6 separate regions of the Homo sapiens genome follow, and all the other regions are linked to region 4. The links are chromatin loops, found by intact Hi-C in ENCODE. Cell type or tissue: gastrocnemius medialis. All regions are shown on one strand.

Evidence for each region. A loop is a pair of places that touch in the nucleus more often than their neighbours do. Peaks named below come from ENCODE experiments on the same cell type or tissue, not always from the same donor. Only the 100,000 strongest peaks of a DNase experiment are listed, where the experiment ranks them.
Region 1: it touches region 4 in a loop (2.2-fold over the local background); 4 of 110 quality-filtered maps call a loop at or near these places.
Region 2: a loop joins it to region 4, with 3 times the contacts of the local background. A loop is called at or near these places in 2 of 110 quality-filtered maps.
Region 3: it touches region 4 in a loop (2.0-fold over the local background); 5 of 110 quality-filtered maps call a loop at or near these places.
Region 5: it touches region 4 in a loop (10-fold over the local background); 3 of 110 quality-filtered maps call a loop at or near these places.
Region 6: a loop joins it to region 4, with 7 times the contacts of the local background. A loop is called at or near these places in 4 of 110 quality-filtered maps.

The regions. Positions count from the first base shown.
Region 1 is chr13:40,107,084-40,111,083 of GRCh38, forward strand. The region is part of intron 3 of LOC124903162; the gene reads right to left. Among named protein-coding and RNA genes, the nearest start is that of LINC00332, 73 kb to the right of the region's middle. In gastrocnemius medialis, no CTCF peak of the experiment used is centred here; a DNase peak (open chromatin) is centred at 2,368.
Region 2 is chr13:40,594,906-40,598,905 of GRCh38, forward strand. All of the region lies in intron 1 of FOXO1 (forkhead box O1), which reads right to left. Among named protein-coding and RNA genes, the nearest start is that of FOXO1, 70 kb to the right of the region's middle. In gastrocnemius medialis, no CTCF peak of the experiment used is centred here; DNase peaks (open chromatin) are centred at 1,736, 2,971 and 3,836; H3K4me3 peaks cover 2,621 bases; H3K27ac peaks cover 4,000 bases.
Region 3 is chr13:40,407,335-40,411,334 of GRCh38, forward strand. All of the region lies in intron 6 of LINC00598 (long intergenic non-protein coding RNA 598), which reads right to left. It also overlaps the pseudogene RN7SKP2. Among named protein-coding and RNA genes, the nearest start is that of LINC00598, 72 kb to the right of the region's middle. In gastrocnemius medialis, no CTCF peak of the experiment used is centred here; DNase peaks (open chromatin) are centred at 2,137 and 2,747; H3K27ac peaks cover 1,557 bases.
Region 4 is chr13:40,233,924-40,237,923 of GRCh38, forward strand. No RefSeq gene overlaps it. Among named protein-coding and RNA genes, the nearest start is that of LINC00548, 15 kb to the left of the region's middle. In gastrocnemius medialis, a CTCF peak has its summit at 1,928; DNase peaks (open chromatin) are centred at 1,498, 2,198, 2,438 and 3,008; H3K4me3 peaks cover 558 bases; H3K27ac peaks cover 4,000 bases.
Region 5 is chr13:40,348,454-40,352,453 of GRCh38, forward strand. It overlaps LINC00598 (long intergenic non-protein coding RNA 598), which reads right to left. Exons shown (of 7, transcript NR_024507.3): 7 at 1-1,849. Among named protein-coding and RNA genes, the nearest start is that of LINC00548, 130 kb to the left of the region's middle. RefSeq lists an enhancer at 3,925-4,000. In gastrocnemius medialis, no CTCF peak of the experiment used is centred here; DNase peaks (open chromatin) are centred at 1,948 and 3,737; H3K27ac peaks cover 3,602 bases.
Region 6 is chr13:40,342,599-40,346,598 of GRCh38, forward strand. No RefSeq gene overlaps it. Among named protein-coding and RNA genes, the nearest start is that of LINC00548, 120 kb to the left of the region's middle. In gastrocnemius medialis, no CTCF peak of the experiment used is centred here; DNase peaks (open chromatin) are centred at 43, 1,753 and 2,003; H3K27ac peaks cover 4,000 bases.

The DNA of each region.
Region 1 (4,000 bases), 130 kb before region 4:
AGAGAAATTCAGGTATTCCCCGCTTTTGTGAAGGGTGAAATAAAAGGTCAGATCTTTTCACTTTATGGTTAAGATAGAAATACGGAGAGGGGAAGAATTGTGCCTCCTAATAATTCTCAGGTCAGATTTCTGGGCATTGTTTTGAAAATTCAATGAGATAATAAATGTACTTATTTAGACAAAAATTTTTTGAGCGCTCACCATAAGCAAGGAGACCAGGTCTCTGTCCTCATGGAGGGCAAATGATTATGGTATCTAGGGCAATAAACTGTGTGTATGAAAATGTTTACTCAAGAGAGATTCAGGTCTTAAATGAGAACTTCTTTAGGAATCTACGTAACTTTACTTAGATTTTACTCACATTGTAAAACCTAGGCATGGAAGCATAGTTAAAAGATTAAATCTAATGACAGTTATCTGCTGAGACATACAACCTCTTATATGGAAAAAGTTAGAGACTGACTCTGACTCTAAAAGTCAGTCTCTGACTTCTTTTTTTTTTTTTTTTTTTTGAGATGGAGTTTTGCTCTTGTCGCCCAGGCCAGAGTGCAATGGCACAATCTCACTGCAACCTCCACCTCCTGAGTTCCAGCGATTCTCCTGCCTCAGCCTCCCGAGTAGCTGGGACTAGTCTCTGACGTCTTGAAACTCTAAGCATCAAATTGTGTTTTCTCTAATCATACTCAGACTCTGCTATACAGCATGAGAGTCTCCAGTACTTGCCTGCCTCAGGGAAGGGTGACTCCTAGGCCAGGCCAGGTGGGCCATCTAAGTATGGGTATGTACCCAGTGAGAGAACCCACCTATTTCTATCACCTCCTCTATCTTCTTTAATATTTCCAGCCTGGGAGCATTTCCCCAGGGGTGTCCCCAGCTGGTTCTTCACCCCTCCATATGGAAGATGATAGTGCCACGGGCTTGGCTCCCATGGGAGCAAATGGATCCTTAGTCTGAAACATGAAGCAGGTGTTAACACCTGGTGAAGGTAATAAGTTCAGAGCTTGCATGGATCCGTTACCCTTTCTGCTCTCAGAAGTGCTAATATTTATTCCAGCATGTTCAGCGACATCCTGCCAGACCAGAGTTCTTAACTCTTCCTAGTGTAGTGGTTCTCAAACTTCCAGGCATCAGAATCTCCTGAAGACCTTGTTAAAACCCAGATTACTGGTCCTCACCCCCAAAGTTTCTGATTCAGTTGGGCCAAAGGATTTACTTTTCTAACAAGTTCCCAGTACTGCTAATGCTGCTGGTCAGGGACATACTTAGAGAACGTGAGTCCTAGGGGATGCTTGATTCTTCTGAAATTCCATGCTTGATCTGTCTGTATGTGCCTGTGTGATTTTTGTTCTAACGTGTGTTTCATAGCTTTCATCAGAATCTCAAACCAACCAAACAAAAGCCAGTACCTTTAAGAGCATCAACTAAGGCAAAATACCTAGAGGAATGCTGATCTCAAAAGAGAATACACAATGGTGCCAAAAATACAAAAGCATTGGATAGAGCAAAGTTAGCTCCACAACAAGTGCTCAGAGTTATTGGGTAGGAGCTGGGTAATGGCTGATAGGCACAATCAAAATAAAGGGATTTGAATAGAAATTGATATTCTCACCCTACAAGAATTTATTTTTAATTATAGATAATTATTCTGAATTACAACAAGATGATTTGAAGCATTACGCTAATTCAGGAGTAATAAAGCATGAATTGCCGATGCAATCTTTAAAAATGTAACCTATCAGTCAACACTGGAACAGCAACAGACAAAAGGCTATGATCTGACATTATTATTTTATGGAGTCACAGTTAAAACTAGCCTTCGATTTACTCTTTACAAGCCCCCATAGGGCAATGAGAGATGCCAAATACCTGTGGCTCCATGTGGAGCCGAATGAAGATCTATATCCCTGCAGGCTGCCCTCCCCACTGGCTGACTCTCAGAATCCCTTGCTTTTTAGAGGCAATGGAACACAATCCATACAAGCACAAACTAGTGTCCAGTCAGAACTTGGCTCAAATCCTATCTTTGACCTTTACTAACTCAATGACCCTAAGCAAGTACTTCAACCTCTCTGAGCCTTAGCTGCCTCATCTGTTAAATGGGAAGGATAGCCTAACATACAGGGTTCTCCTGATGATTACATAATATAATTGGTAAAATGCCTGACAACAAACCATAACTTGAATCAGGTCCTGCCCTGTACTATGATGGAGCTAGTAGAATCATATTACCTATTATATTTAGGAAGTAGAAGTAAGTCTTCCAAGGAGCCATCTCAGACTCAGTGTCATTTAACAGGATACAGCAGGCTGCCTAGTTTTCATATAGCTAACATTGCATAAGCATTGTGGCTCACAGTCTAAGAATGCTACCCGAGCTTGCAGGCCAAGTGAGATCCCTTTAGTCAGGGATGGGAGAAAGTAATTGCTCAGTTGCTGACTAAACATCTGCCCAATGTATATTCTCTTTCCTGAATCTAAGAGACCACAGACTGACGAAGAAGGAGAAGGGAGAGGGGAGTAGGTTACAAATGTCTCCCATATAGTGAGTGCTAATTTCTATAGCAAGAAAGCAGATACCGTGGCTACTTTACTCAAAGTGAAAATACTTCATAAGGAAGGGAAAAAAAACAGGATTGAGCACCATCTATGAGTCAGTTTTGCTTGCACGTAATTACATAATGCCCTTTTTTGTAGAGGAAAAACCACAATAATATTGCCTAAGTTCATGGAGGCAATGATTAGTAGAGGCTGGATTAAAACCTAGATCTACCTCACCCCAAATTTCATGTGTTTTTGGTTAAGCCATTCTGTCTTTACCAAAATAGCCAACTTCTTCTACTTTATAGCATTGTTGTTTTAAGTTGAAGAAAAGAAAGATGGTGGATACATAAAGAAGAAAGACCAGAATGTGCCTACAATTGAAAGTAAGTTAAGAAAAAATCACCTCCCCATACGCAATCAGAACAAAAATTAATGGCCAAACACACAAAAGCACTTGACACAAAATACATGATCAATCTCAGAGCACAAGATCTTCTTTATCTCTTTTTTTGGAACTCAGAGAGTCAACCTGACTAAATGGTGAAGGCAATGAGGTCAAGGACCTGTTAAGGGCAGTGGAGAGTTGGAACTAGCTGGAGCACCCTTGGCTGTCAAATTCAGAGGGAAGGCAACAAAAAGCTTTGCCTGGTGAGCTTGTATTGATCTTTGAGAATAAGGATCTATGTAGATAGACCTAAATTAGTTAGGGTAGACCCAGAGACAGATCTCTGTACTTGGTTTCAGCCAAGCATTGCATTTGGATCAGGGTGGCAAAAGGGCCTTAACCAGAGAACAAACTGCCATAGCAACAGGTTAAAAGACCATGGAGAGTTGATGGAGCTAGAGGCCTAGTAATTTACACTACAGAGGCATGAACCTGCTCAGCCCAGTTGGCTCTAAGCCAAGACTGCAACCTGGCAGCCCACCAGCCAGAAGGGGCCATCACACAGACAGGCTTCTTGGTTTGATCTTCCTGGTGTTCCCTTGTGGGAAAAATATGGAGCTAGACGGACATAGTCCAACTTGATTGCTTGCCTGCCCCATGAAGGCATGAGTTTGAAACTCTTGGTTTTAAGTGGACATTACTCCTAGGCAATAGCTTGGGGTTATCAACCTGAAAACACTCATCATTGAAATTGTAGATATTGTAGACATAACTGGAATTCAGAATCTGCATAACAGAATGGACAATGAAGAATATTTGGTAAATATAGAATACATACAATGTTCACCTTCTCATCCATACCTTAGGTCTAAGGAGTACCCATTATGGGTCAGAGGTTATGCTCAATCAAACTACAAAGACACATAAGGTATAATGACTACCCTCCAAAGGATTGTTTAGTAGTGTAACTGGGGAGGTAGCCTGTGCGTAAAAAGATTTATAACAATGCCTTGGCATCTGTTAAATGCCAAGTAAGAAGGTAGACAATAAGGGAGAAAGGTGCACTGTAGTTCA
Region 2 (4,000 bases), 360 kb after region 4:
CAAACTTCTGGGCTCAAGCGACCCTCCTACTTTGACCTCCCAAAGTGCTGAGATTATAGGTATGAGCCACCGCACCAGCATACAGTAGACTTTATATATGCTTATTTGGTTTTGATTTTTATACTTTTATGAGAACTAAGATGGAATCTATCCCTCCTTTTCCCTCACAAAAGGAACATCCTAATAGCTTCACATTGCAAATGAAATACAACGTAAACAGAAAAAACTGAGATGGAGCGATTAGGAGGTTTAATAAGTCAGACTTTGCTAGAAATGCAAAACAGCCCTGATGCTAAACAGGTACACTTGGACTTTTGTTCTCTAAAGCCTAGCTTTAAAAGAGCTTGACACACTTTGTAAAGAATAAAGCCTCCATTCTATAAGCCTAACCAGTAAGTTGGAGGGGGACTGAGTACCATAAAAATCAGTGCTTCTCATACTTGAACATACAAGGGATCATCAGGGATCTATCTATCCTGTCAAAACGCAGATCCTCGTTCAGTATTGTCTGGGGGTGGGCCTGAGATTTCCTGGTGATACTGATGTCAATGGTCCATGCTACAATTTTATCTAAACTGACACATGATAATTAAACATAATTATGGAGTACTGAGTAACACTATGATACATGTATACAGTGTATAATGATCAAATCAGGGTAAAACGGGGCAGGGGTGGTAATATTTCATAAAGGGGCATATTCTGTTAGAAGGGCCACTAAGACAACTATAAAATTATCAAGTGAACAGTAACAGAAATTCAAATAAATTCACAATTTCCTCTGATTCCTTGAACACAGAATCTCCATCCTTGAACGGTTAACAAAATGACCCACCCTGATCACTTCTATGCTCTTCTGAGCATATCACCTCAAACATTTGTCATTTCTCTGTGGGCCATAAAATACAGGAGGTATTTTATGACCACATTTCAAAGTATGTTTATTTCACAATTTGGACTGCTGGCTACAAACAGTGACATGTGAGTCTCTTTCCCTCTGGTTAGTCGTAGGCCCTGTAGAAATGTCAGCTAATTTTTTTTTTTTTTTTTTTTGCGGGAAGGAGGTAGGAGTCAAGTCCAATAAATAAGTGTAAAAACATTCAGTACATGGCATGGTTATTTAATACAACAGAATTTGCTCTGAGTTGGAAGGACAGGGGTTTCAGCCTATGTGTTTATGATACAACAAAGGGACTTTTAGGCTGATAAAGTTATGGAACATGAGACTTCAGTCTTCTTATTAAATGGCCAAATGGACCAAGTGTTTGCATGAAAGCTAATCTTTCCTTTCATGAAAAGGAAATTAAACCCACTTGCTCCCGAATGGGATGATTTTCAGGAGTCCTGAGCCATGTTCTGGCAGAAAGCTGGGGTCTGTGACCATAAAGCAGGACTGCTGTCATCCAGGCAGATAATTATTATCAGGAACGCCTAACATTGCTTCTTTCTGCAGTTTCATGTGCCTTGGTGAAGATGTAAGCTTTCTGAAGACTACCTTGCATACAGCCTTTGTGGGCTACTCCATATATGAGAAATGAAATTTTAAAACTAGCTTTAGGAAGAGATGTAGCTTTGGAGATCCTGACTCAAATCCCTGCCAGTTATTAGTTACATGATCTTGGGCAAATTACTTAAGCTTTCTCTTTCTCAACTATAAAAGGAGGACAACAGATACCTAGTGAGGTTCCAGTGAGATCCTGTACTTGTGCCCAGCCAGTGAGCATCTAGGGTTAGGATTATCACTGTCACCATCAGGGCCATCCTTCTGCAACTGTCTTACTGTACTAAATATACACGTCACTAAGCACGCTCTGTTCTCAATGAAAACGGAAGTTCCATGCCAGCAACATCTAATTTTCAAACATCACTGATAACTCTTGATTTCTGCATACACATCTAAGCACTGTAGTATACTGAAAAGAAAGACCGTAAATCATATGCACAACCATTCTCTCCACTGTCCCCAGTGCCATCTCATCACTGATCCTCCCCCGCCTTCCTACCACCTCCTCTCATCCTCATTCTGTCAAAAGACAGCAAGGTACCCTACCCCAAAGGGGAGGAAGACAGCGCCTAAATCCTCATTCCACCTCCCTACATCAAGAAGAATGTGTCCTTCATGAGCCAGCAGCAACTTATCTCCCCAAGCATGGTCTAATAAGAATGGACTGCTCTTTTGCTGTCAGTTTAGTATTGATCACACGGGGGAGCCTATTTACTAAAAGCAAAAAACTACAAAACCGCTGTTTACAGACAGTTACACGTGATTAATGCTTTAATATCTAGTCTTTCCTTATACATTCTCAATCAATCACCACCATAACCCCAGAATGTATTAGGACTATTATAATTATTATTACCACAGATAAAGACAAAGGCTATTGGAGTTTGTTGCCAGAGATGAGTTCCTGGTCACCCAGCCTTGGAGCCTGTTCTCTTATTTTCTAAGGCAGACATCTTCCCAATAAGAGGGTAGTGGGAACACAAAAACATCTTTATTATCAGAATCACCTATGTAATTCAACTACACACATTTCTGACAGAGCCCAAGGCCCTTTTTTATCAGTCCGAGCTGCATCCCTAACTGTGATCAGGACCTGTAAAGGACAGCCCACCACCTGGAGGCCCTTAGTCATGGCTTCAACAAGGTCCTGTGCCAAAATGGTAAATGGCAATGCTGAGTCAAGGTTGGAGCCTAAACCCTACATCTTCCCCCGGTGAAGGGTCCTGCCCTAGAAAGAACTTTCCCCTAAGTCTCTTCTGCCAATTCAGGGCAGAAAGTAATGGTCAGCCTTGGAACGCTGCTGACTCGCACCCTGGGAGCTTCTAAGGGGCCCTGTTCACCAGGGTGAAGGCGCCTCTCTCTCACTGCCCACACACCCTTCTCCAGCTCAAAGGGCCTTTTCAAAGGGATTAGAGGTGTGCTTCAAAATCTTCATTAAGTAATTTAATAATGTGTGTGTCCAGTACTTCAGTCCCCAAACAGAAAGGAATGTGCCCAGGAGCCGGCAGGCAGAGCCACATTCTTCCTGTTAACCTGTTATGGTGGCGGGCGGTGCTCGGGCCAAGTCCTCAGAGGCTTTCCCAGCCTCAGAGAATCGGGCTCTCGTTTTCAATTTCCAACTTGGACTTTTCTCAGTTTCAAATCATAGGCTAACAGAGGTTGAAGACTGACAGGGAATAAAATCCTCTACCAAGTCAAGACTGTGATAGGCAAAACGGAACAAGCGAATGAAAGAGGCCCCAGTTCAGAGGAGGGAAATGGAAATCTACTCATGGTTAAGTGAGCAGACAGAACACCGGCGAAACTGGCTCTTCAGGTGGAATATGGCACAGGGTAGCAACTTTGTCAAGTATGATGCATTAAATACAGTAACAAATGGGCAGGATGGTAGTTTTTAGTTCAGTTTTTGGGGCTTTTCTGTTGATGTTGTTACTGTTTCTTTAAAGAAGGGGCATTCACACAAATAAATTTCTTTCCCTAAAATTCTGATTGAATTCATGACCATTTCTGATATATTATTTGCAAGAGGGAACAAAAACAAACGAATGAACAAAAACAAACTAATGAAATCAACCAGTCTTTTCCACTAGCACAAAAAAAAAATCACACAACATCAAAACTTTAAAACACAAGTTGATACTTTCTTGAATAGATTCTTTCAGGAATATTTACATATATGTGGTTCACAAGGTCACTACCCACCCAAATTTGTGGGGTGGTTTTTATGAGCTAAGTTCTTGTTTTGCCCTTCCTAATGTCCCATCTCTGAACCTGAATACACCCCCAGCTCTGCTCTACTCCCAGTGTGGTTCTGAGGCCAGCAGCACTGGCATCACTAGGAGCTGGTTACAAATGCAGGACCTTGGGCTTCAGCCCAGACCTACTAAATCAGAACTGACAAGATCCCCAGGTGATTAATATATACACTGAAGTTTGCCATCTCGCAAAATGGTTTATTATTTCATTTTCACAGCTCAATTAAGAAAGTCTTCCTTA
Region 3 (4,000 bases), 170 kb after region 4:
GCTGCAGGAGATCTGGGCCATGGAAGGGAAAGGACAAGTCTATCCAGGGAACATGATTAGCAAGCAATGCAGTGACAAAAGTAGCAGCTACATTGCCCCTGGATCTGTATCTAATTCTCAGGGAACAAAAACTTTTTTCACAATATTATTTATTTCTCACTTTCATCTCTAAGGCAAGACAATCAATTCTATGAAGGTAGGGCCCATGTCTTTTTTTTTTTTTTTTGTATTTATTTCTAAAATGAGCTTCCAGTAAATATTTATACTTTGACAGTAGGGTGGGCATGATAACCATTTTATAGATGGGGACAGGAGACAGCTAAGGTTGTCTGGCTACTACCTAGAAGCTTGATGACTGAATTAACAAATTACTAGTGAAGAGTAAAGAGTACACAAAGAGATGACCTGACTTCTAACCTCAACGCAAACATTTAAAACATGACTCGTACACTGGTAAAAGGTAATATCTCCTTTCCTTAGAGTACTAGAACATTCCATTTTACTCCAGTCTTCCCAACTTCACACAACTGCTACCCCATGAGGGTATATCATATTTGGGTTATCCACAGCTAGTATGGTCTCAATAGCCAACGGATGGAAAGAAAGGAAATATTAAGGATCCTTTGGAAAGTGAAGAAAACACACTTTCTGAACATAGTATGAGTTAGAATCATCAAATTAAGACACCAGTAATTAGCTGGGCATGGTGGCTCACACCTGTAATCCCAGCAGTTTGGGAGGCGTAGGTGGTCAGATTGCTTGAGTCCAGGATTTCAATACTAGGCTGAGCAACATGGTAAAACCCCGTCTCCCTGGAAAAAAAAAATGCAAAAATTAGCTGGGTGTGTTGGCACATGCTTGTGGTCCCAGCTACTTGGGAGGCTGAACAGGGAGGACCACTTGAGCCCAGGAGGCAGAGGATGCAGTGAGCCGTGACTGCGCCACTGCGCTCCAGCCTAGAGGACAGAGTGAGACCCTGTCTCAAAAAAAAGAAAAAGAGAAAGACAAGACACCAGTAAATATTCAAAAGGAGCTAATATTTACTGATTAGCTCCTTTTGAATATTTACTGGTGTCGAGCATTTTATAATAAAATGTCTCACTTAAATATGTTGTTTTTTACTTCTAATCATGTAGATATTTTCATATTTTTGTTCTCATGGAGTTCTAGATCTAGAAACTTTGTGAGACGGTCTGTAAATAGAAATGGGGCGATCCACAGATTGATCAATTGTTCCCCCATCTCCTTTAAAAACATAATTTAAGCCTTGATTCTGTATAAATTATGTTAAAATAAACACAAATATTTATGATAAAAGGAAGAACAGAATAAAATTTCAGTGACACCACTAAATCTAATGGCACATGAGCTATTTAGAATAACGTTTATGAGCATTTTTACAATCGGGAATTATTTTAACATGACTCATTAGGTTGACGGGCTCCTCTTAAGAGGAAGTCACGTTGAATCTATGGATTTTTGAAGTGTTCATCCAGGCCTTGATCAGGCTGTGGGCAGACACCTCAGATCAGAGTCACCCAGGCCAACACCAATTGTTTGGTTGTAGTTTGTTTTGTTTTACACCAGATGGTAAGTGGTTGAGAGCACATCTTGCCCTTGCCGTCTCAAAAATCAACACTTCATTTATAAGAAACAGGACTATTTACACGAGTTTAAAACGGAGTTTCTTTGTGGAAAATCTGTTCTGATCAATTAAAAAATACACTTTGATTCTCACCTGTTTTCTCATCAGCTTCCCCAAGTAGGAGGATGCATTGACTCCATGTTGAGTGTTTATAGCTAATAGCATAGATACCATATTTTAAGCACCTGCCATGTTTTAGATAGTTAGCTCAATTATCCACATTCCTCCCATGTGAGGTAGCATTATTTCCCCTTGTTTTAGAGATGAAGAAACATCTCTAAAAGAGATGAGGCATATCAAGGTTAAGGAACTTGGCCAGAATCACCCAGACAGAAGAAAGCTGTGGAACTAGAATCTCAAACCAGGTCTTCTAGATCCCAGACTTATTGTCAAGCTGAGGTGGGCCAGTACTCATCGGCACAGTCCCAGAACAAAACTCAGGAGATATGAGTCTGTAGCCAGAGTGTGACTTAACTCACAGGGAAAAGACAGGTGTCTGTGTCCCCGCCAAGACTTGCAGCCTGGCTGAGCTGTCTGGGGTTTGCTGGGGCAGAAAGAAGCATTCACCTTCACTACAGAATGAAGTTCATCATAGATTAAAAGAGGTGAGCAGGAATGACCAACTAGGGAGAAGCAATGTTACACTTTGAGCAACTTCATATCTGCTCACCTACCTTTAAGTGCTAGCAGCAGACAAACGGCCACCACTAACAGCACCAGGACTGCTACCATCACTGCCACTGCCAGCACCGTGAAAATGCCAGTGCCACTCAGCTCTGCCACCCCTAGCACCAACTCATTCCCACTCTCCTTTATCTCTTTTGTTCACTGGCTTTTTTGGTCTTTCCCATCCCCTCTTCCTCGACTGTCTCCCACTAACCAACACAAAACCAGGGAGGTTGTTATCACCAGCACAGGAAAAAAGAAATCATTCTGTTTCTTGTTCAACTCCCACTCAGTCCTTGGCAGGATTATAGACCTAAACGAGGATGTTTACTGAATAACTACATTTGTGCATTTCTTTTTTTTTTTTAGACAGAATCTCGCTTTGTCTCCCAGGCTAGAGTGCAGTGGCGCAATCTTGGCTCACTGCAGCCTCTGTCTCCCAAGTTCAAGCAATTCTCCTGTCTCAGCTCCTGAGTATCTGGGACTACAGCCACACGCCACGATCCCCAGCTAATTTTTGTATTTTTAGTAGAGACGGGGTTTCACTATGCTAGTCAGGCTGGTCTCAAATTCCTGACTTCAGGTGATCCACCCACCTCAGCCTCCCGAAGCACTGGGATTACAGGCATGAGCCACCGCGCTCAGCCCATTTGTGCATTTTCGAAAGCTCACTCAATAATCAGATAACACTGGGGTCCAAACTTGAATCTGCCACTTAGGCACCATGTGACATTGGACAAGGTATTTAAAGTCTCTGAACTTTGGGTGCCCTGTCTTGAATAGGGATAAAAGTTCTACATTTTAGGATTCTTGTGATAACAGATGTTGTGGGGAGGGAGAATTTGGCATAGTTCCAAGATAGTTGCATCTGTATCTGAACCTAGAGGCAATCAAGTGTGGGGCAACCTAGCATCTCCTCTCCAGCTGGCCACTCTCAAGTCTAAGTCCCTTCCTGACTGCTGATACCTGGTAATATGGGGACCACTGGCAAGAAAGGGTATGTGAATTGAAAGAACAGGACACGGAGATCACAGGGAAGATGTGAGTGGCATTGGTGATTGTGTGTGGGGAAAGAAATGTGAATTTCAGCAAGCCTCTCATTTGTGAAGGCCTGAAAAAATTTAAACAGAAAGCAAAATTATTTCAGGTATATTAAGCAGAAAGATATTTAATACAGGGAATTGGGTGCTTACAAAGTCTTTGGAAGGGCTGAAAGACAAGTTGTGGATGACCCTTACAGCAATGACTCCCAGAACAACACAGATTGTCTCAATGGGTTAGCTGTTACTCTGAGGCTTCTACTGAAGCTATGGATTCAAGACCCTCTCCCATAGCTGTGATCCAGAGATCAAGAGGCCACAATCAGGAAGCCACCACAGCTGCTTCTCTCTCTGCAACTGTGTCTCAATGCCCAGGAAGCTGAAGAAGGCATACTGCAATGCTGCTGCAGGACAATCTCATTGAAAAAGAAAAAAGAAAGAAAGATGGCTTCCACTTCACTTCTGCCTTCCAGATCTGAAGCCTAGGAGTACACAATTATCAGAACCTAATTCTATTCAGAATCCTAGCTGCCAGGGAATCTGGCATATGTCAATTTTAAATTTCCAGTGCCTCCAACTAGAAGGAAAGCAAAATGGAGCTTGAGCAAGCAATCCACAGCACCCACTGCTTCTAAGACCTTTGAACTCC
Region 4 (4,000 bases):
TTTCTAGACTGTTTTGCCAAACCCAGTAAATCAGTCTGGGTCCCACTGCCTGGCGTCATCCCTGCATATCTAAAAAAGCAGTGAAATATGGGACATCTAGAATTACGAGCTCCTTCACACATGGGCTGGCTCGGTGGCCTCGGCTGTACAGCTGTCCTCTCCTGACCCGGGCTTAATCTCTCCCTAATGAATTTTCTTTCTTGATATTCAAGCAGATGGCTCCACAGGAGAGTGAACGCATTCCCAAATCTTACAGCATGACTCTGTACACATGGGAAAATGTAGGTTGTGTTTTGGTTTTTGCTTTTTTCCTTAAGAGGTGCAATGAACACAATAATGTCTTTGAGGCTTTCAATGCCTAACCAAAACCAGCCAGGCTTTCCCTGGGATCTGGCTCTCATGGTGTTCTTAGTGGCACTGGCAATATACTGACTGTTCCACCAATCCTGAGACATTTGAGAGCTTCACCTAAAGAGTGGACTGTGCGGGTCCTTCCTCCTGATCCCAGGGGCTTCTGCATGAAACTTTACGCCTCTCACAGGTCCTCAGATAGAAGCAGGGAGCCTGGGACCTGCTTGACATTTTAACTTTGTTGCCCTGGGAGAGGAAGGGAATCAAATACCCCATCTAATCTGTATAGTTACCACATGAGGTTGACCTACTCAGGGATTTTTTTTTTTTTTTTTTTTGAGACAGAGTCTCCCTCTGTCACCCAGGCTGGAGTGCGGTGGCTCACTGCAAGCTCCACCTCCCGGGTTCACGCCATTCTCCTGCCTCAGCCTCCCAAGTAGCTGGGACTACAGGAACCCACCACCATACCCGGCTAATTTTTTTGTATTTTTAGTAGAGATGGAGTTTCACCATGTTAGCCAGGATAGTCTGGATCTCCTGACCTTGTGATCCGCCCACCTCAACCTCCCAGAGTGCTGGGATTACAGGTGTGAGCCACCGCGCCCGGCCTCAGGGATGCTTTTTAAAGTCAAGTCTCTGGGCAGAAGGAAAAAGGCTGGGTTCAGTACAAAATGCTCTACCAATGCTGAAATGTCAATAAAGCACTAGATGGGGGTGAGGCATATATAGGCCCATTCCCTAAAGACCAGGCTCACAGACTCAGAAAAGATGGGAAGAAACCTCAGAGATGATCCATTCACATGGTTCTCAAGTCTGGCTGCATATGAGAACCACCAGGAGAGTTTTCTAAGCAAGTTAATCCAACTCCCATTCCAGAGGTAGAACTGCAGGCATGGGATCCTGGCATAATCATTTTCTTAGTTCCCCAGATTATGCAGTTCTGGCCCTTAGGGGCTCTCGAGTGTGGCAGAAATGAGACTGAAACCCTAGCTCCCTCCTCCAGGGTGACCCAAACTTGACTAAACCCATGAATCACCAGAGGCGATTCTGTAAACATGCGGATTAAAAATCAGAAGGTCTGGGGTGGGCCTGAGATTCTGCATTTCTAAATGACTTCCAGGTGAAGCGGATGTTGCTGCCGGCCCTCAGACCACACTTCGAGGTATCAGGTCCTGGCATCTAGTCCTATAAATAGATGAGTCACATGCCTATTGGCCTTCAGTCTTTCTAACATCAAGACTAGAGAGCCAATGTGGCAGAGAGGTTAGATGGGGAGGAGCCATGTTTTTCACCCTGATTTTGGAACTTAATTGCTGTGCAATCTTGAGCAAGTCACTTAACCTCTCTGATCTTTAATTTCCTCAGATGTTAAAATAGAGAAAAAACTAATACATACACAAAGTTGTAAGGCTGATCAGATGAGATGTGAAGTTGTTCTATAAACTGTAAAATACTACAAAGTTTAAGAGTTTATTATAAAATTGGCCTTTGAAAGATACCATTTTAGCCTTTAAAATGTTGGTCATTTATATGTGCACACTTTTTGTAGTCCTGTATTTCTCCTAGTGGTAGCACATGTATGTGGACACACATGCAATAGATGAGTTTTATCTCCTAAAAGGTTTAAACTCTGGTGTGTGTGTGTGTGTGTGTGTGTGTGTGTGTGTGTGTGTGTTCTTATACCATTGCCTGGAGTGTAAGGACTTGCAAGGAAATTCTCTTTGACCAGGAGGATTCAAGAATGCAGAGCAAATGTCCAGGAGTCGCAGCCAAATTGGTAGCTTTTCTTGCTCCTTTCCACTGCATTAGCATGCCCCTAGCCAAAACAAGATGGCACCATGCCCCGGCCAACTTGATCTCAATGTTCTCCACAGCTGTGTGTCCCCACTGGGGTGAGTATTGGAGCAATGTCTCATGTCTAGTCTAGCCAGGAAGATTGTCACTTTGGACCCTAACCCTTTCTGAGGTTTGAGCCTCCAATTCACTCATGTCTGGCCAGCACGAGTCATGCCATCCATGTATCCTCACTCCCAAAAGAAATGACACCCTTGGCAAATTCTTGAACTACGTTTTGGAAGCCGCCGCTGAGGTTGCGCAAACACATTTGGCACAGGCTTCAGGGACCAAGCAGTTCTCTGGGTTGAATCGCAGAAACAAAATGTACTTGTCCTGCTTCCGAGATGGTGTCTGAGGACTTGGCTCCCTCGGCCGAGGAACTGCCTCCTCGCTGATGTCATCCTGCCACGGAAAGGCAAACATCTCTGGGTTCAGCAGTTCAGAACCAGAAGTGAGAAAAGTTGGGGATCCAAAGGGCATCCACCCAGGCTTAACTCCATCGGGACAACGTAGAGAGACATGCACTCAATTCTTAACAACTAAATCATCTTAAAATAAAATGTATTGAAGCAGTTTGTGAGGAGGAATCATGCTGCTGAAATGCCCTCGGGCAAGGATTACTGGTCGTGATGCTACCTCCATCCAGTGGGGTTTTGTGGGGCTCCACGTGCTGCCACATGCACCCCATAGGAGCACAAGTTCCCAGAGGCCCAGGAGAATATTCAACATCCAACCCTAAGGAAGAAATAATTTCCATGTAGCACTCGTGCCTCACATTCATGTCACTGCGTAATATCTCAGACATCCAGTGACTGCACTTTCCTGGCCAAATTGAGGCGGGTGCTTCTGGAGTCTGGTACATTTCTCAACTCCAGGTTATTTCTCAGCACACAAAGTACCAGGGCTGCTTCAGTCTCCTCAGAGGAGCCATTCTCGAGATGGAGTTTCTTTTTTGTTTTATTTTACTTTAAGTTCTGGGATACATGTGCCGAACGTGCAGGTTTGTTATATAGGTATACGTGTGCCATGGTGGTTTGCTGCACCTATCAACCCAAGACGGAGCTTCTTTTACCCAGAAAAAAAAAATGAATCCTCTTTCCCATATTCATAATTTTCAAATGTAAAATCTGAAATTTTTCTTACCAGATCAGAACTCCCTAATGCCCAATGCTGCAGACCACAGAGCCACTCAGCTTTGTGACCAGAATAAAAGCCTTCATGAAATCATGAAATTTGTTCTGGTGGTCACAAGAGTCAGACATGCACATCATGCAGAGATTTGTATGATGAAGTCTTAGGAAGACAGTGGAAGGTGTGGACCTTCCTTAAAGAGTGATCAATCTTCTGGGGCCTCATCCTTGGCTGTCCACTGGAATCCCTTGGAAACTATTTCACAGCTCGAATGCCTCGGCCGTCCACCAAACTATGCGAATGGAACTTCTGAAGAGGAAGCATAAGTATTTGTGAAAGTCCCCTCCATTGATTCTAATGGATATCAGGGATTGAGAAAGCACTCTCTCATCCAATTCTCTGTTTTCCTAGATGAGAAAATTTTGTCCCAAAGAATTCAAGTACTTTACTTAAGGTCACACTGATCACTAGGGGCAGAGCTAGGACTGGAGCCTAGATATCCCAATTGCTGGGCCAAGTTTTTTCACTCCAGGTAAGCAGAACAGTAATTTTGTAGATGTGCAGCCAGGGAAACCATTTCACAAATGGTTGAGGTGAGGCTGCTGGAACCAGACTCCCAGGGCTTGCTTGTTGAAAGAATTACTTGATGGATTGATCAGAATTCTAGTTCTGCCACCCTATT
Region 5 (4,000 bases), 110 kb after region 4:
CAGGAAGGCAGATGCCAGGAACATCAAAGGGCCATTCATCACCCAAATGCAATGCAAAGGGAAAAACCAGCAAGTGGGATTACGCCGCAGGAACCCGGACTGTAATATCACAGGGAACGACTCCAAGAGATGTTTTAACAGCAATTCAGATGCAGGCATTAAAGACTGTGACATAAGATTTAGAAGAGGGGCAATTAATAATTTATTTTGGAGGGAATATGTAGAAGAGGAAAAAAAAAAAAACACCCAGCACCCACTGGTATTACCTGTGTGGTAATACTATTGCGTAGACCAAGGATAAAAACACGTATGTTTACAAATGAAATGGTTGCTGAAGACACCTTGCCCTCTCACATGCTGGCTAAATGAGAGGTTGGGAAGAGCACGTCATCATTCTGCCCATGTGCGTCCACATCTTAGATCAGAGTTGACATCAGGCACACTTGGGTTGGAAATCCAGCTCTTTCACCTTCTAGCTCTGTGACCTTGGGTGAATTTCTTAATCTCCCTGAGGCTGTTTCTTCATTAAAGGTAAAAAGGGCATAGTAACAGTTATCTTACAGGGCTGTTGTTAGGATTAAATGAGATAAAGTATGTAAAGTGCTTTAGAACAGCACCTGGCATAAAGGTTCTGTCAAGGATGATGATGGTGGTGGTGGTCGTTATTCTAAATCTATGTAGACATCCTTTTCCCATTCCCCCAAGTAGATTTTATCTCCCAAAGGAGCCTTGGAAATTTGTCAGATTAGTTCTGTTGAAGATACTTTAGGATCTCTGTCTTATTCTGAGCTTTCTCCATGCAAGACAGTGTGCCAAGCCTAACTGAAATGCCTAAATAGGGTTCCTGCCCTACTGAAGCTTCCATTCTAGTGCCAGAAAAGGGGTGACAGGCCTTTCCATGGCCCAAGGCCATCAAGTTGCAGAAGTGGCCCATAAACTCCACAACCAACAGGCCCAGGGATCAGAGGAGGGTGAGATCTATCACCACTGGCGTCATGGAAGAAGGACAATTCACTAGACAGAATGAGTGGACACCAGAAATGCCAAGCCCACACAGACCTTCTATAAATCAGATTTTAAGGACAACTGCAGATGGACGAGTTGTATTTAAATAATCCTGGTCTGGGGCAATTGGTCCAGAGGACATGCTTGACCAAGGTGATCTGCCATTGTCTGGCCAGAGGAGAAGAGACAGACTGAGCCAGCTTGATGTAATGTGAAGGGATATGAATTGGAGTATGTGGCAAGACCAGCCAGAAGCTTGGAGGCAGACTCTGAAAAGAAGTCAGGATGCCATGTTGGGGCCACAGCACACTTTAGTTATGAGGAAGCCAAAGCTGGAAATGAGGCTAGGAGAGAAGTAAAGACATGATGAGAGAGAAATTAGGCAGCCCTTAAGGTGAGAGGGAACAACTGAGAAAGAATGATAGGAAGACAGTCAGAAAGAAGGAGAGACTGACCCATGGACAGAGTGACTCCTGGACAGACTGGCCAACAGAGACAGACCGAAGGAGAGAGAACAAACCTGGCGGACTGGGCTCCCTTCTTGAAGCCAGGCTGTGATGGGTACCTGGCTGCTAAGCTGGGGAGTGGGTCTTCAAGAAAGTGGGGCATAGGCTGGTGTGAGGAGAGGGGTCAAAGCGGTCAGATCTTACCTTTCAAATTTCTCTACATTTTCTTTCACATAATTATGAAAGCAACATACACTCCAGCACATCGTCTTTGTTTTCCTTGCTCCATGCTGTTCTCCAGCCTCCAGGTCACCTGAGTCCTCAGAAAAGCACTGTCACACACACACTTCACACTCTGAGAAGACAAGGACATGTTCCAGAGGAGCTCCGATGGTATTCTGGTAAGAAAGATGAGACAGGGACACAAATCACCTACATGGTTCGAGTATGTTCCAGGGCCTGTTGTATAGCAGAGGCAGAATAGTGCTGATGTCACAACTCCAGTGTGAGATGAGCTTTGGGGACAGTGGGTAAGAAGAGCTGGCTTCTGCCCCTGCCTTGGCCACAAAACTAGCTCTATGATCTTGAGCAATTGGCTTAACCTATCTGGACATCTGTTTATACATTTGCAAAATGAGGAGGTTGAACTGGATGTCTTCCAAATTTGCTTGCCGTGCTCACATTCTAGATGCCGTGATTCTAGGAACCCATGGTTATTTATATATCAGACTTTTTCGCAATGCCCAAACAGTGTTAACAGTGTTGCCAGCCATGTCAATAATATTTTATGTATGGTATTACGATGAAGTGAATAGGTTATTTATCCTCTCTCAGTACAACTTGTGCTTCCATACAATTCTGACGTGCACGGTAAATCTCTCCTCCTTTGAACTCCCAAAGCATTTCAATCTAGACACCTCTTAGAGGACTCATCGCATTCTGCTCTATAGCATGGTTATTCAGAAAAATGCCTTATTGTTCATGACTGAATGTTAAGCTCCCTGAATGCTTCCTGGAAACCCAGTTGCACAGAGAAGGAGGAATGAGGCTTCCGGGGATGCACTCACCTGGATAACCCCAAGAGTCCAAAATAATACCTTGCGTGGAATTGACGCTCAATACTTGCTCTGAACAAACTCGTAGTTGCGGAGAATGTAAAACGTAAAAGGAATTTGCCAGATGAGTCTAACAAATCTCCCATCCTTCACTTCTCTCCCAGTGCACCAGGATGGCCAACCTGAAAACTTTGCCTAAAATTAATAAGCATAAAAGGTGGCCTGCAGTCTCGCTGCTGCTAAAGGGCTTGGGGAGACAATGCCCAATGCAGAGAGAGGAGCAGTTGCTGAGAATGTCAAGAAGCAAAGAAACAGCAGGACACGCATAATCCTAGTCATGGAATGTATTTATGAGATGGCTCTCAATATACAAAAAGGGAATGCTATATGGACCTGGAGGAACCAGCCAATATCAGATTGGCTGGCAGGCAGTTTCTCACCTGAGAAAATGAGAATTAAAAAAAAAAAAAAAATAGAGTAACTATCAAGGACCCTCTCAAGGCAAAGTCCCCTTAAGCCATATTTTCTAATCATCCTGCAAGAAACTTCAGATTGGGGCCCAGTGGTTTTATTCGAACAAGATTTCATCAGTCCTCTAAATGTACAGGCAACTCTAGAGCCCTCTATTTCCTGGGCTTGCCCCCCATCTCCCCCTGCAGATGCTCTGGGATCCCGTTAATAATCTACTTCCAAACGGCTCCTCCGTGTCCTAACCCCTGGCCACCTCTACCCTACCTCCAGGCCTCATTCCCCTGCCTGCCTGGCTGAAGGACACAGGCCTCTTTTGTCATCAGCAATCCCTACACTTGCTGGGGTCAAGGACCCTGCCTCCTTCCTACTCCATTGGGGCCCACATCCTGCTTCTCTCCTTCCACCTCAGCAACCCTCCACTGTGCTGTCTCACATTCCAGACACCTTCTCCCCTCCCTTATTGCTTTCTTCCATCACTAACACTGACTCTAGAAGCATGCTCAGTCAGGGACCCAGGAGCGAGTGATTTGGGGTGTCCTGCAGTACACCACCCAAGCACCTGCTAGTCTGGATTTCTGTGAGCTGAAGTTTTGTTTGTGTAAACTTGCAAGCTGTTTTTTATTTTCCTCCTATGTTGATTCACATTAAAACAGTTACTGAGTTCAAACTTTGGGATGGGGGCGAAGGGAGTTTACTCAGCTGAGACTGGAGATGGCCAATGGGATGGCCAAAGGGCCTCAAACCTGCTGTTCCTGGACAAATGTGCATCCTCCCCAGCCTGCCTGCCGCGGGCACAGGGTGCTGGGCTGCAGCTAGCTTCTTCCCCAAGGACTGGTGGCCAGCCACAGATCTCAGGGCTGCTTGTTTCTGATTGAAAAACTCACAGTACAAACTCTCTCGGACTAGTAGGAAAATGAGAGGCTGTTAAGTACGGAGACCTCTGTGAATTGTGCCAAGAACTCTCTGTCACACGGCCCTAGTGTGCTGAAACAGGCTGGAAAGGCCAGTCTTACAAAAGAGTTA
Region 6 (4,000 bases), 110 kb after region 4:
GCCTAACTTCATTTTGCCAAATGGGTGACTAAGGCCAGCAAAGTAGCTCACGAGTTCTGCCAACTGGGAAACTCATCCCAGTGCTTCATGGAAAGCCCCCAATATGTCCATCAGGTCAGAGGAGACTGGTCTAATTTAGGGAGATTCGGCTGGTGCTGCTGTGCTGCCCTCTCCCCCTCACCCGCTCCACCGTCAGCACTCCTGTGCAACTCAAAAAGCCATTTGAAAACCCCCACTCCGGACCACTGGCTCCTCCACAGAAAGGAGAACTGCACTGAGGGCTTTTTGGGAGGCTGAGGTTTCCACTGTTCAGGAACACCTCGAGTCTGAGCTCTGGGAAAAACCGAGAGATCATAGAATCAACCACCTGCAGAAATCTTCAGAAACAAGAACATTCGAGAGACACAGCTCACAAGCTCACACCAGGTCCTTCCATATAGCACACAACTTCTTTTTTATTTTTTCCTGCTTTCTATCTGGACAATTATAGGAGCCTCCAGCTGTTCCTGTCAGTCAAATCACCAGTATTTCCCTTCTGGTCATACATTTTTCCTGAAGCAGCAGATTCACACCTGATGCATTAGTGCTTTTTATCACCTAGCAATATTTGTCATCCAAAGGGCTGAGTACCTCAGTTACCATCTATCAGGTTATATTTGTTTGCTGCTTTCAGCCAGTTGTCTCACTGTAACCTGCACTTTACTCACACATAATGGCTCTAAGCGAGAAAGTAGAAACATTTATTAGAGTTCAAAAATTCTTAGTTGTTGAGCTCCATCCATTTCTCTTTACTAGTATTTGTCCCTTCTCAGCCCCTTCTTTCCCCCACAGATCCAATTTTTCAAATAATTTCAGTTTCTGGACACATAGCAGGTGTTCAATAAATATTTGATAATCTGATTTAAGTCACCGGACATAAAAGAATATTCCAGAGAGCAGAGATGCTAATCACAGAATTGTAGACCTAGCAGGAAACTCTGAAATCAAACAAGCATCTCATTTTGGGGATGAGGAAAGGGAGCTATAGAGAAGTGAAGGGATTGACCCAAATTCCCACCCAGCTGTTTATGGGCAGCAGCGGAACCCAAATCAAGACTCTGCTTTCAACCCACATGACATCATAATTATGAAAATGTTTTGCTTGTTCTCTCCAAGGTCTGAATGTTCCAAGGTTCCAACCAGAATACAGTGTTGTTTTGCTATCACCTTGACCATGGGAGTTTGTGATTAATGTAACACTTTCCTTTCAAAGATGGGAAATTTTTAAAAGCTGGCAGATAAAAAACTAGAATTCCTTTGTTTGCCCAAGACAGTTCATTCAAGATTTTACAAACCTGGCTATATGCCAGAATTATTACCTGGGCAGCTTTCAAAGTACAATTTCTCCACCAAATCAATCTTTGGACTTGGCAAGACTTGAGAATCTGTCTGTTCGTTGCTTGTTTTGGATTCATTTTTGTTTGTTTGTTCTCCCAGTGATTCTGATGCACATCAGGTCAGGAGACTGCAGATCTAATGAACGTCAGCTCCTTAATCAACCCACACATGGATGGTGGTGTGTATTTGAAGATATTTGAGCAGGATGGCACTACTGATAACCAGTTCTCCTGAAATCACAAGTAAAGCCACCAATCAAAATACATGTCAAAAATAGTAACCTATAATAATGATGTTGAATATAAATCCCACTGGCTGGACCATTTGTTCTGGTCTGGGTGCCTGGTCAGTGGGGAGAAGCCCCAAGCACTGCCCTTTCTGACGCATAAGCAGCTGGTGAAGCTCTGCTGCTGTGGCTGAAACCTCAGACAGAGGCAGCAATAGAAGGGGAAATCACGAGGCAAGTGTAATTTAAAGCCTTCATATTTATGTAGACAACTCTTGTCTACATATAGTCCCAGCACTTTATCTCTCTTTTGGCTCTCATTCCCTCTCACCACCTTCTTTCCAAGTAGTTCCATGAGTTCTGGGAATGTCCAGAACTGCACATGCCCAGGACTGGAAACAATTTACCGAGTCATCTGTCAAGCCATAGTTCATGCTTTTCGATTGGTTTAGGTTACTAAGCAACCTCCTTGTCACTCAGGATAATGACCTGACTCTGACTTCCAGGAAAGACAACACAACGTGGGATCCTGGGTGCAGGAACACCATCAGGTGGGACTCTTGCCAACCTGGGTATGAACTCTGTGCGGTTGTACTGGGTCAACCATTTGGCCTCTCTATGCAAAATAGGGGTGAGAGGAATAGCTCTCCAGCTGTTATGACTTGAGATAATGCATATGAAGTACCTAGCACAGAGCCAATGCTCCCTAAACGGTTGCTTTTATTTACAACAGCATGAGAGCAGAAGAGCGACGGCCACAGGGAGTGCAGTGGGGGGCATGTTACATCTAGGACAGCCCAGTCATCGTCACAGTTAACAGAGAGGAGACAATTCCAGAGCCCTCCAGACTACTGCTCTCCCAGATGCCTCTGGAAAACTACATAAATAGCTGGCCTATGTTTGTGTTGTCCCAGTTGGCACCGGGAAGTTTGAGTTCAATGCATCATTTCTGCAAAGCCTCCAGTATCCAGAAAACTTAAGGCTGGCCATGGTAACTGGCCCCAGCATGGGCCCGTGTCAGTCCCAGGCTCAGCATCAGTGGCTCTTTGAGGCCATGGCCTTCACAGTTGCTTTCAGCGCTTGTTAGTTTATAAGCTCTGTCCATGACCTGGGGCCAAGGCAGCTGATGCTCTCCCAGCTCCAGGATGCCATTTAACACAGGGTTTTCACTTCTCCTTGAAAGACACTTGTGGGGAGAATGGAGAGGAAACATTCAGCCAATTGTGTGAAATTGCTCTTAAATATCTCTGCCAGGAAAAGCCAACAAGTCAAAAAGAGAGGTCCTGAGTGCTTAGCACTCTGTGCTTTTGAATTTAAAGTGAGAAGGGACTGGATGATTTCGAAGATTTAAGAATAAACCAGAAACCAGGGCAGGGACTCCTCCAGGACTTACTGGCACCCTTTGTGAACAAGGGCCCATGCCTTCACCGCAATTAATGTCTCAGAGTCCTCTTCTAGAAAGAGGTGGGATGGAGGATTCTCTTTGTAAACCTAGTAAGATTTAGAGCAGGCTACCTAGCTCAGAGAAATAGCACTGACTGCCAAAAGGCAGGGAGCACCCTCCTGTGAGGACTGGTGCAGACAATCGCCTGTAGCCCCGCTGGGAGTAGGTAGGCAGAATTCAAGGAAATACAGTCCTCAGCAGAGGCAAGCAGGGAGGAGAGCATGCCCAAGCCCAGGAGGAAGAACTAGGTGAGGCCCTCCACGCGCTGCCTGATGGCTCTTGATCAAAAAGCTCTTTCTATAAGGGGTGCCTGGTCTCTCTTCCTAAAAATCTGTGCTCAGCACTACAAGGAGTCAGATTCAGGACGTGGATGCCCATAGGCATTTTTATGCTTAATCCATAAAGTAGTTGGGGGAGGGGTTTGGGAAGAAGGAAAGCAGTGGCCGGAAGAGATCTGAACTGGTCAGGGCACACGAGCTGTTCAGACCTTTAACCCCGGCGGCTGGGCCTTGGGTTTGGCTTCCTTTGGCACTGTGTGGATGGTGTTTGAACAAAGGAGAAAGAGCACAGGCTTGAAACCAGGAAGCCTGCCTGGGGTTTTGGCTCTAGCTCCACGGAGCGATTTGCAGCCCGACTGTCAAAAAGCCTCAGACCTCTCTCTGCCTCTGTAAACTCTTGATTTATTTTGCACAGATATTACAAGAAGACTTATACCCTCCCAATGATCTAGTCTAAGGTGTGATCTGCACCACTTACATCAGAACCACTAAAAACAGATTCCTTAGCCCTACCCCAGGCCAGCTGAAACAAAAAATACCAGGGAAAGACTAAGAAATCTGTGTTTTAACAAACTCCCAGGTGATTCTTATGTACTGTCAAGATTTGAAAGTCACTGAGCAAGAGGATAGAGTCCAAACTCCTTAATACAATTCCATGGGCTTTACAATGTGCCT